Linked DNA regions of Homo sapiens: region 1 is linked to region 2. The links are chromatin loops, found by intact Hi-C in ENCODE. Cell type or tissue: PC-3. All regions are shown on one strand. Region 1 overlaps PPM1H (protein phosphatase, Mg2+/Mn2+ dependent 1H). Region 2 overlaps PPM1H (protein phosphatase, Mg2+/Mn2+ dependent 1H).

What was found. Peaks named below come from ENCODE experiments on the same cell type or tissue, not always from the same donor. Only the 100,000 strongest peaks of a DNase experiment are listed, where the experiment ranks them.
Region 1: a loop joins it to region 2, with 2.5 times the contacts of the local background. A loop is called at or near these places in 4 of 110 quality-filtered maps.

The regions. Positions count from the first base shown.
Region 1 is chr12:62,722,600-62,727,599 of GRCh38, reverse strand. The region is part of intron 5 of PPM1H (protein phosphatase, Mg2+/Mn2+ dependent 1H); the gene reads left to right. Among named protein-coding and RNA genes, the nearest start is that of MIRLET7I, 120 kb to the right of the region's middle. RefSeq lists an enhancer at 2,002-3,201. In PC-3, no CTCF peak of the experiment used is centred here; DNase peaks (open chromatin) are centred at 2,499 and 4,439; H3K4me3 peaks cover 411 bases; H3K27ac peaks cover 3,669 bases.
Region 2 is chr12:62,658,235-62,663,234 of GRCh38, reverse strand. The region is part of intron 9 of PPM1H (protein phosphatase, Mg2+/Mn2+ dependent 1H); the gene reads left to right. It also overlaps the pseudogene RPL32P26. Among named protein-coding and RNA genes, the nearest start is that of MIRLET7I, 57 kb to the right of the region's middle. RefSeq lists enhancers at 3,261-3,787, 3,992-4,286, 3,788-4,313. In PC-3, no CTCF peak of the experiment used is centred here; a DNase peak (open chromatin) is centred at 2,264; H3K27ac peaks cover 1,573 bases.

The DNA.
Region 1 (5,000 bases), 64 kb before region 2:
CATCTGCAGGCTTATTAAGTGAAGAGACAAAGCATTATTATTTAGGTATTCTTAGGATTGTAAAATAACATCATGGGGTTTTAAAAACCACATGCAGCCATGCACATGTGTTTTTATGGGAAGACATCTATCAATTTATAAGAAGTTAACTAAATCCAAACTACGTGGGTCCAAGATGGTTTTTATACAATATGGGCCTTACTTTTAACTTTTTCAAAAGATTGAAGGCTGTGTTATCTTATAGTTTAAATAATCACTATGTTGTGATTGTGTAGAGCAGGTCAGAATGTCCTGTATTCATTCTTTTAGCAAATACTTACTCAGCACCTTTACTATGTTGGGTGCTATGCTGGGCACTGGAGTGGAGTTAAGGTTTTAAAAATGATGGACACATGGCCGGGCATGGTGGCTCATGGCTGTAATCCCAGCACTTTGGGAGGCTGAGGCAGGTGAATCACCTGAGATTAGGAGTTCTAGACCAGCCTGGTGAAACCCTGTCTCTACTAAAAATACAAAAATTTGCTGGGCATGGTAGCGGGCGCCTGTAATCCTAGCTACTCAGGAGGCTGAGGCAGGAGAATTGCTTGAACCCAGGAGGCGGAGGTTGCAGTGAGCCAAGATCAAGCCATTGCATTACAGCCTGGGTGACAAGAGTGAAACTCTGTCTCAAAAAAAAAAAGTCAGTAAATTATTAGCAAACTAGCAAATTCCTGCCCCAACACTTTACAGACTTTGGGCTTATTGCTTATGGTAAATCCAAAGTAAAATCATTTTGAAGACTCAGGACTCCAGAATGCTGACTTGAGCAATGCTTCCAGAGGCACAGACCAGTACAAATGAAGTAATTCTAGCCAGTCATGGTCACCTGAATTCTGGGCAGGCCCTAAGAAGTTTCCAAATCACCAAGTTGTTTGGCCACTCTGCGTTTGCGGACAAAACATCTCTGCGCTGGCCTGATGGGAATCTGCGGCTTCCACATCCCCGCATTGGAGCCAGGCCCCTGCTCTGCTTGCCTCTTCTCCAGGATTTTGGCTTTCCCTAAAATTATTAGAACAAGAAGCAGTAACGCTCTTCTCAGCAGTCTTTTAAAACTTGCTTTAAACACTGGGTTCTCAAAAAACTAATTTTTAGAGGGTTTTTTTTTTCAAATGAAAGTAATCTGTGTCCAATGGTCAAAATATCCACAATTATGGATACATTAAAAAGAAAACCCTCAGATAACTTTTTTAAATATTTTGATGACTGTACATGTGTAAACATGTGTGCATATAAGACTATATAAACTTTTATGATTGCACAAAAAGATAGACTAATAACCGTAAGTGTTTTCCTCTGAAAACCAACAGGTTTTTACAAATTGTGTGCAGCCATGTATTTTAGCATCTCATTTTTCATTAAGCAACCATATGTTTGCTCTGTTTGTACCAAGTTCTTGAGAAGAGTTCCTTTAATGCCATTAACTCCATAGGGTTTGACATATGCAACAGCAGTAAGTATTGAATGTGGTGGCAAGGAGGTGGGTGGTGATTTTTTAAAAAAGAGAGAGTGGTAAAAATATATCACAGGTACACAAGGAGTACTTATAATTTCTATGGTAAGCATGATTATGACAGAAAATGAATCATGCCACCTGTGCTGTGTCAGTTAGCAACAGAGGAAGAAAAATCAGAAGGATGGAGAAATCTAAGAGTGTGGCATCAGTATCAGTGGGGGGGTGACTATGACAGTATTTCCTCAGAACTAAGACACGTCTTTGTTTTTTTTTAACATATCTGAATTTTATATTTGATTTTTGCTGCCAGCCAGGGGACAGGCATGACATGTCATCTCCTGGACATATGTGAACATCAAAAGGGCAGACACCTGCAGGGGCGGAAAAGATTTCCTCACCCATCACAAGGTCCCCCATAAGAAAAGACAAGATAAACAAGAGAAAAGCATACAAATCTATTTAATATAAGTTTTACATGACACAGGAGACTTTATGAGAAATTGAAGACCTAAAGAAATAGGTAAACTTTGTATATTTTTATGCTTAAGTTTGAGGAAGACTGGACAGTCATGGAGAAATATAATTGGATAAAGTGGGTGTGATCTAATGGGAATAAACTGGGGAGAATTTAGCAAGGCTGTTTGTTCAGATTCTTCTGTATCCCTGTGTCTTCAGAGTTAAAGATGTTTCTTTCCTCTGGATATGGGGCGGGCACCTCTGGAATGAGGATCCTGTGACCTGCTTCAGGGGAGAGGGACAAGGGGAAGTTGAGAGACTTTCCTGTTTCTGCTGTTTCCTCAAATGCCAAGGTGCCATTTTTTGGGGTAGAATGTCCTGAGTCCCAACACACCAAACTTTTGTGGGATGGGTGTCCAGCAGCTTGGAAGAACATCCTGCAGAGAAAAGTGAAGGGCTTGTTAAGCATCACTGGATCCAACTAATTGTGCGGAGGAGTTTGAGGAGGTGTGACTCAGACTTGCTTAGCCACATTCCTGAAGTGGGAGTCAGAAGTAAGCTGGCTCTAGAGGATTGCAAAGCTGGCTTAAGAACTTCTGCACCCTTAGCTTTGAGGCTTCCAGTGCTGTTGTGGATTAATTAAAAAATGCTGCGTCACCGGTGCTCTCATGAAACACACAACACTTCTGTGTGGAAAATTATGAACATACATGATTCAGAGTTGAAAAATGATGAGAGCAGTTGGATTCTAAATGTAAAAGTTTTGGAAACCTTAGCCAACCTACTTCAATTCTATATCCCTTATTAAATATATACAATAGTGATAGATAATAAAAATGTGTCTAAGTCTCAGCTCTTATGAAAAGGATAAAATTAAAATTTGAAGTGTTAAGAAAGAATTATACATATTTTAATTGGCTGCTTTTTTTCTTCCTGGAAGTAATAAAATGATGGTGCGTCTAATGGCATATATGTTTGATGAAATATCATACCCTGTTGTTATCCTGGAAGAAAGCAAGCAGTTTGTGGAAATCATGAAAGGCTCTGTGTGTGAAGGCGCCTCAGAGTGACACAATATTTAAGGCCCTTTCAAACCTGCACATCCTCAGAGGGAGAGGGTAGGTGGCCCCTGCAGTTATCAAAGCTGTTGAGGAGTTCCCAACTAACCCACAGACATCTGCCTCAACAGATCTTCTGACGCAGCCACCCAGGCAAATGGATATCAGCCAAAAAGAGCCCAAGGGTCCCTGGTTTAAAGCACCATCAAAGGGCCCACTCATCCTCCTGTTAGGAGGCAAAGCGCCTGAAATCTCCACACTTACCCTTATGTGGGAGAAGAGATTTCTTACCCATTCATGGCTGATGCCCCTATAACAAAAGACAGATTAACAAGAGAAAAGCAAACAAATTGATTTAATATAAGCTTATGTCACATAGATGTCTTCAGAAAGCCCCAAGGAAACAGGGCAAACTGTATTTTTAGGGACAGTCATACAGAAGTTTGATCAAAGGACAAAAGATCTAATGGTAATAAACTCAGGGGTAGGGGTACTTAGCAAGGCCTGTTTGTTCAGCATCATCTTGGCATCCCTGTGTGATATTTCTTTCCTCTGGGTATGGTGCAGGGCCCCTCTGGAATCGGGTCTTAATGATCTATTTTCTGGGGAAGGTGAGCTAGGTCTCATGGCTTGCTTTAGAGGAGGAGTAAGGGGAATTCTTCCTAGTTTCTATGGGCTGCTTCTCCTGTTCCCTCAAATGCCCAGGTACTGTGATTGGAGGTAGTGTGTCCTGAACATGCATCACCTTCTTAGACATGGGGTTTGTTAAGAAATGTGCTCAGGAATGTCGTTTGGATTCTTACCTGTTTGTTAATAATATATATGCATGCCACGTATCTGTATTTACACACACACACAGCCTTAGTCTGTCTGGTGCTGCTATAACAATACTACAAACTGAGTAATTTATAAAGAACAAAATTTATCACAGTTCTGGGGTCTGGGAAGCCCCAAGATCAAGACACTAGCATCTGGTAAGGGCTTTCTTGCTCTGTTTTCACATGGCAGAAGGTGGAAGGGCAAGAGAGTGAACTCACTCTCACAAGCCCTTTTCTATAGCAGCATTAATTCACGAGGGCTCTACCTTCATGGCCTAAACACCTCCCAAAAAGTCTGCCTCCCAACATTGTTGCATTAGGGGTTAAATTGCCAACACATGAATTTTAGGAGACACATTCAGACCATAACATGTTCATTTGTAAACAGATGGTTCCCAACTTACTTTTTTTTTTTAATCAGGGCAGCCTTCATTTTACAAAGCAGAATGAAAGCACCGCTACTTTTTTTTTTTTAACTTTCTGATATTGTGAAAGCAATATGCATTTGGTAGAAATCATACTTCAAATTGATTTTGAATTTTGACCTTTTTCCAGGCTAGGGATATGTGGTATGATACTCTCTTGTGATGCTGGACGGTGGCAGTGAGCCAGCAGCTCCTAGTCAGCCACCCAATCATGAGGGTAAACAACCTACACTTTACAGTGGACTGTGTTGCCAGATGATTTTGCCCAACTGTAGGCTAATGTAAGTGTTCTGAGCACATTTAAGGTAGGCCAGGCTAAGCTCTGATCAGTAGGCTAGTTGTATGAGATGCATTTTGACTTACAATATTTTCAGGTTACAATGGGTTTACTGGGATGTAACCCCACTGTAAGCAGAGGAGCATCTGTGTACGTATGTATGTCTTCTATAAAGATCTGTGCATATATGACCCAGCACTCACAAGTTCATGCACACACACATATTGTTTGATGACCTGCTTTTTTACACTTAACGCAACTCTGTGTCATTGCATATTCTCTGTAGTGTCATTGTAAGTGACACCATAGAATTCTTTTGTTTGGGTTTATGCTAGTTTATTTAATGAGTTATTCATTCAATGATTTCTTCTAGTTATTTAATGTTATAAATAATGTCAGAGACATTTTTGTGCCCATACTGTGTGTGGCTCTGTGTGTGTGAGTTCTTTTAACAAGGTTTACTGATTCAGACTT
Region 2 (5,000 bases):
TGCTAAAATTCAAGAACCGACTCTCCTAGAAGAACTCTTGCATCGTCGTTCATGCAAGAAGATATTCACAGAATTGTTTTTATTACAGAAACTGGAAGTAACTTGCGTGTCCAGTGGTGGGACGGGTAAACAAATATTGGGATACTTTATAGCACCTCCCCCACCCCCAAAATGAGCCAAAGCTGTGCTCATTAACAGGGAAGAATCTCAAAAACATAATGTTGAGTTTAATAAGCCATAGAGGAATACATACATTAGAATTCTATGTACATGAAGTGAAAACTACCAATATATTGTTTAGGGATATAGACATTAAAACTATAACAAAAACCAAGAAAATTGGCCCAAAATTCAAGATAATGGTTACTTTGAGAGGAGAAGAGGCAGATACCAAGGGGAATATATGCTTGAGGCCTGTTGGGTTTCTAAGATATTTACTGATAATATTCTGTTCCTTCAAGTAGATGGCAGGTACATTGTTGTTTGTGTTATTTTTAAACTATAAATGGTATATGAGAGGCAGGGTAGTCTCGTGGTTAAGAGCCTGTAATCTATAATTACTTCCCGAGTTGAATTTTGGCTCTTCCCCTTCTAGATTTAGGATCTTGGGAAAATTTCTTAACTCTTCTCTGATTGTTCATATGTAAAATGGAGATTCCAACAGTATTAACCTCATGCATATATATTATTAGGTGAAGTGCCTAATAGATAATAAGCACTAATAGATGTGTGTGTTGTTATGTCTCACATATTTCACAACAGAAATTCAGGAAACGTGAAGGTAGACCATCTGTCTCCTCCTCGAATTGTCTGATATAATTCAGCTCAGGTGTGGAGGAATTGATGGCACTATAATTAAATATTCTTTTATTTGAATTTGAATGTGTTTTTCGCCTTTCAAGTTTCATGTTATGTATCCCACTTGTTAGCAACATTCTCATGTTGATTTTTCTCTACTATGATTATTTTTATAAAGCTTTGCAAAGCCACCTGCCAGTTATGCATTAAAAGGCACTCAGCACTTTTTTTCTGTGTCTAAGCTGGCTTGGTCTTGCTTACCAGCCTTCCTCCAGAGTGATAAATCTGTATGCCAAGGAGTGGTAACCTGTGGGCAGCGTGCACATGCCAGGTCAGAGCAGGCTCCTGGGGTCCACGAGAACTGCTGCCTACGGAGGCAGGGTTCACAAGGATCTCTTTGGAACAAACAGGATGGGAAAGAAAAAATGTTTTCTGTATGCCTTTCGGGGAAGATGGCAAACCAAAGCAATAGAAAGAATCCTATATCAGATGGATGAATGAATGAAAGGGAAAATTGCAAGGGGAACACAGTTTATCAGCAAGAAATAGACTATCAGTCTGCAGATTAGACAATTATGGTTGTAAAGACAGGTGCAGTGGCATGTGCCTATAATCTGAGCGACTCCATAGGCTGAAGCAGGAAGATGGCTTAAGCTTGAGTTCAAGACCAGCCTGGACAACACAGCAAGACTTCCTCTCTAAAAATAAGGAAAAAAAAAGTGTTTTAACAGACAGAACTGGCCTAGGTGCAGTGGCCCACACCTGTAATCCCAGCATTTTGGGAAGCCAAGGCAGGCGGATCCCTTGAGGCCAAGAGTTCAAGACCAGCCTGGCCAATATGGCGAAACCCCGTCTATACTAAAAATACAAAAATTAGCTGGGCATGGTGGCACCTGTAATCCCAGCTATTCGGGAGGCTGAGGCACGAGAATCTCTTGAAGCTGGCAAGTCGAGGTTGCAGTGAGCCGAGATGGTGCCACTGCACTCCAGCCTGGGCAACAGAGCGAGACCCTGTCTCAAAAAATAAAAAAGAAAAGGAACTGAAGAGTCAAGGTTTTCTTCTTAACAAATAACTCCCATTCTGATTTGTTCATTTGGGAAATACCACTAAGGACCTATTATTTTGTGAGCCAAGGCCTGCTAGATACTCGTGAAGAACACACACCTCAGCTCTGCCCTCTTTGAGTTTACAGTCTGGAGGGATTACAGCAGCATTAACCTAAAGCAAAGGATGTCTACACTTAAACCTGAAGAATAAACAGGAGCGAGGCAAGGGTCAGGGGAGTTGGGGAGAAAAAACATGGCACATTCTGGGACCCAACAGTCAGTGTGGCTGACTGGTCTTGGAGGTGGGGAGCAGAATGTCAACAGATGAGGTGTGAGGGGTCAGCAGGGGCCCATGATCTCATGAGATCATGAACGTGAAAATTATTTGTGTTAAAGGAAGTCTGTGGTAACGATATGGAATTTATGTAATTTGTTCATTATGATTCACAACCAGGAAGCATTCTGCAAAATCTGATGGTGAGAAACAAGATGAGGATTGTTTTCCTACCCCTGTGTGTTCCTTTAAGTAATTACACAATATTGGGACATCAGAGAAACTTAATTTGTTTCAGACTGACAATTTAGGTCTTAGCCAAGAAACCTTTGCTCAGACCAATGTCCTAAAGCATTTCTCCAGTGTTTTCTTCTAGTAGTTTCGTAGTTTCAGGTCTTATATTTAAGTCTTTAATTTGTTTTTATTATTTGATTTTTGTATATGGTGAGAGACAGGGCTCTGGTTTCCTTTTTCTGCATGTGGATATCCAATTTTCCCAGCACCATTTATTGAAGAGACTGTCCTTTCCCCAATGTATGTTCTTGGCACCTTTGTTGAACATGAGTTGGCTGTAAATGCATGGATTTACTTCCAGGTTCTCTATTCTGTCCCATTGGTCTATGTGTCTGTTTTTATGCCAGTACCATGCTATTTGGGTTAATATAGCTTTGTAGTATATTTTAAAGTCAGGAAGTGTGATGTCTCCAGCTTTGTTCTTTCTGTTCAGGTTTGCTATGGCTGTTCTGGGTCTTTTGTAGTTTCATACAAATTTTAGGGTTGTTTTTTCTATTTCTGTTGTCAAACTCATAATTTAGGAATATGTGAAACAGTGTTCTCTTTCATGTGTTTGCCATCTTTGTACATACCTGTGTGTAATTTGGTAGGAGGGCACCACACTCACACACCAGTTTAGGATGTCTCCTTGGGAGGCTCATGGACAAAGAGAGCTCAGTCCCAAGAGCCAGTGCCCTCCCAGCTGGGAGCTGTTCTAATCTTGTCATGCCAAATGGAAATATGAGTAGAAGTTGCCAAGTCATAATTTCTGTGATGAGGAAAGGCCCACTATAATTCCAGAGGCTCTATTAGCCCTTCCTTGGCCAGAGAGTTCCTATTTCTCCATATGTAGCCTGGGACTACACGTTTGCCTGTTTAATTTTCAGTGGAGAGTTGCTGGGTTCAAGCCTGAGGGAACTGACCAAAGGAGGTCAGCCTATTGTTGGACACAAAATGAGAAGGGAAAAGTTCTCCCCAGGGTGGGAAGCCTGAGGGAAGGGGAATGGAACAAAGCCGGTGAGAAGGGTAAGGTGCTTCTGCATCTGAGGTTTTGAGTGGGCCTGTTTTACTTTGAGTCTTACCAGGATCTCCCAGTTTTGTCTAGAAAGGAAGCAGGACAAAAAGAGGCAGGGAATGAGGCCTGAGACAGGCAAGACTAGGGGCTTTTGTCGTTTGATTGTTGGGCTTTTGTTTATGTTGCCTGTAGGTTCCTTTTCTTTTTGTTTTTCTTTTACCTCCTAGTGACAGCCATTCTAAACAAATTGCCAGCATTGTCTTCCTCTGTTGACATCCTTCCCAGCAAGGAATTTAAAATAGCATCTCCCCCTCCAGAATGTGCTGTGAGGGAAGAGGTGATTAGCATAAAGATGTGTTCTGACCCTCACACCATCCTCTCAGGCAGAGATGGGAGTAAAAATGAGCTGTATGATCTTTCTGACCCTGGTGTATCTTAAGTCCTTTTGCTCTTTTGAACTGTCTCAACAAAGGAACCAGAAAATTAAAAGGCGGCTTTATGGATGAGCCAGAATATGAGTGCAGTAAGTTTTTCTCTTTTTTTTTTTTTTTTTTTTTTGCAGTTTTTACGGTTTTTTAGAACACAATGTGCACATGAGCTGTCTACCCATTTTCTTCGCTGCACAGCCTGGCATTGGGGTTGGTGACTCTGATGGCCAGCTGGGCAGCTCTTTCCACAACGGCTTTGCAGTTCTTGGAGGAAACATTGTGAATGATCTCAGCACAGTAAGATTTGTTGCATGGCAGCAGCACTTCCGGCTCCTTGACGCTGTGGATCAGGAACTTCCGGAAGCCACTGGGCAGCATGTGCTGTTTTTCTGTTGCTCCCATAACCAATGTTGGGCATCAAGATCTAGCCTTTGAACCTTCTATGAGCCCTGTTGTCAGTACCTCTGGGTTTCTGCCAGTTACGCTTAATTTTGACATATTGGTCAGACTGGTGCTGGATGAACTTCTTGGTTCTTTTTTTGACAATCTTGGGCTCCACAAGGAGTCTGAAGTTGGCCCTGATGCCAAGGAGGAGATGGCCCCTCTTTCTTTCTTTCTTTTCTATCACAGTTTGCCCTGAATTGTAGGGAAGCTGGCAGTTCTTTTACTCTTGTGGGGTCACGAAATGAACTGTTCCTAGGAAATGCATTGCGCTAACATCCTGGAGTGGGGTTGCTGCAGGTAATGGAGGTTGGGCTGCACAGTCCTCTGGTTCCTTATAATTCCAGTAAGGTTCTCTTTTAAGCCCTAAAGATCCTACATGATTTGGAGAAGGCACTCAAACCTGGAAAGGGTTTTCTGATGCAAAATATCTGCAACTGACTGTCCCCTCTGTAAGGCTGGAGGTTCAGTGGGGGGGTCTCCTGGGAAGAATATTCAAAACGGAGGCAAATATGTAAACACTCAGAGAAGAAGACGCTTACCATTTTGTCAGAAAGGAATAAATTGTTACTATTACTGAAGGGGAAGGGAGTGGGCAAAGCCAAGAGGAACTAGGGCCAGGGAATAGCTAACCAAACTTGGAAATGCACATGGATTCACATTCCCAGTGCCCAGGCAAAACTGTGCAGGCTTTGCTCTAGAGCTTCATTTCCCCAAAACTGTC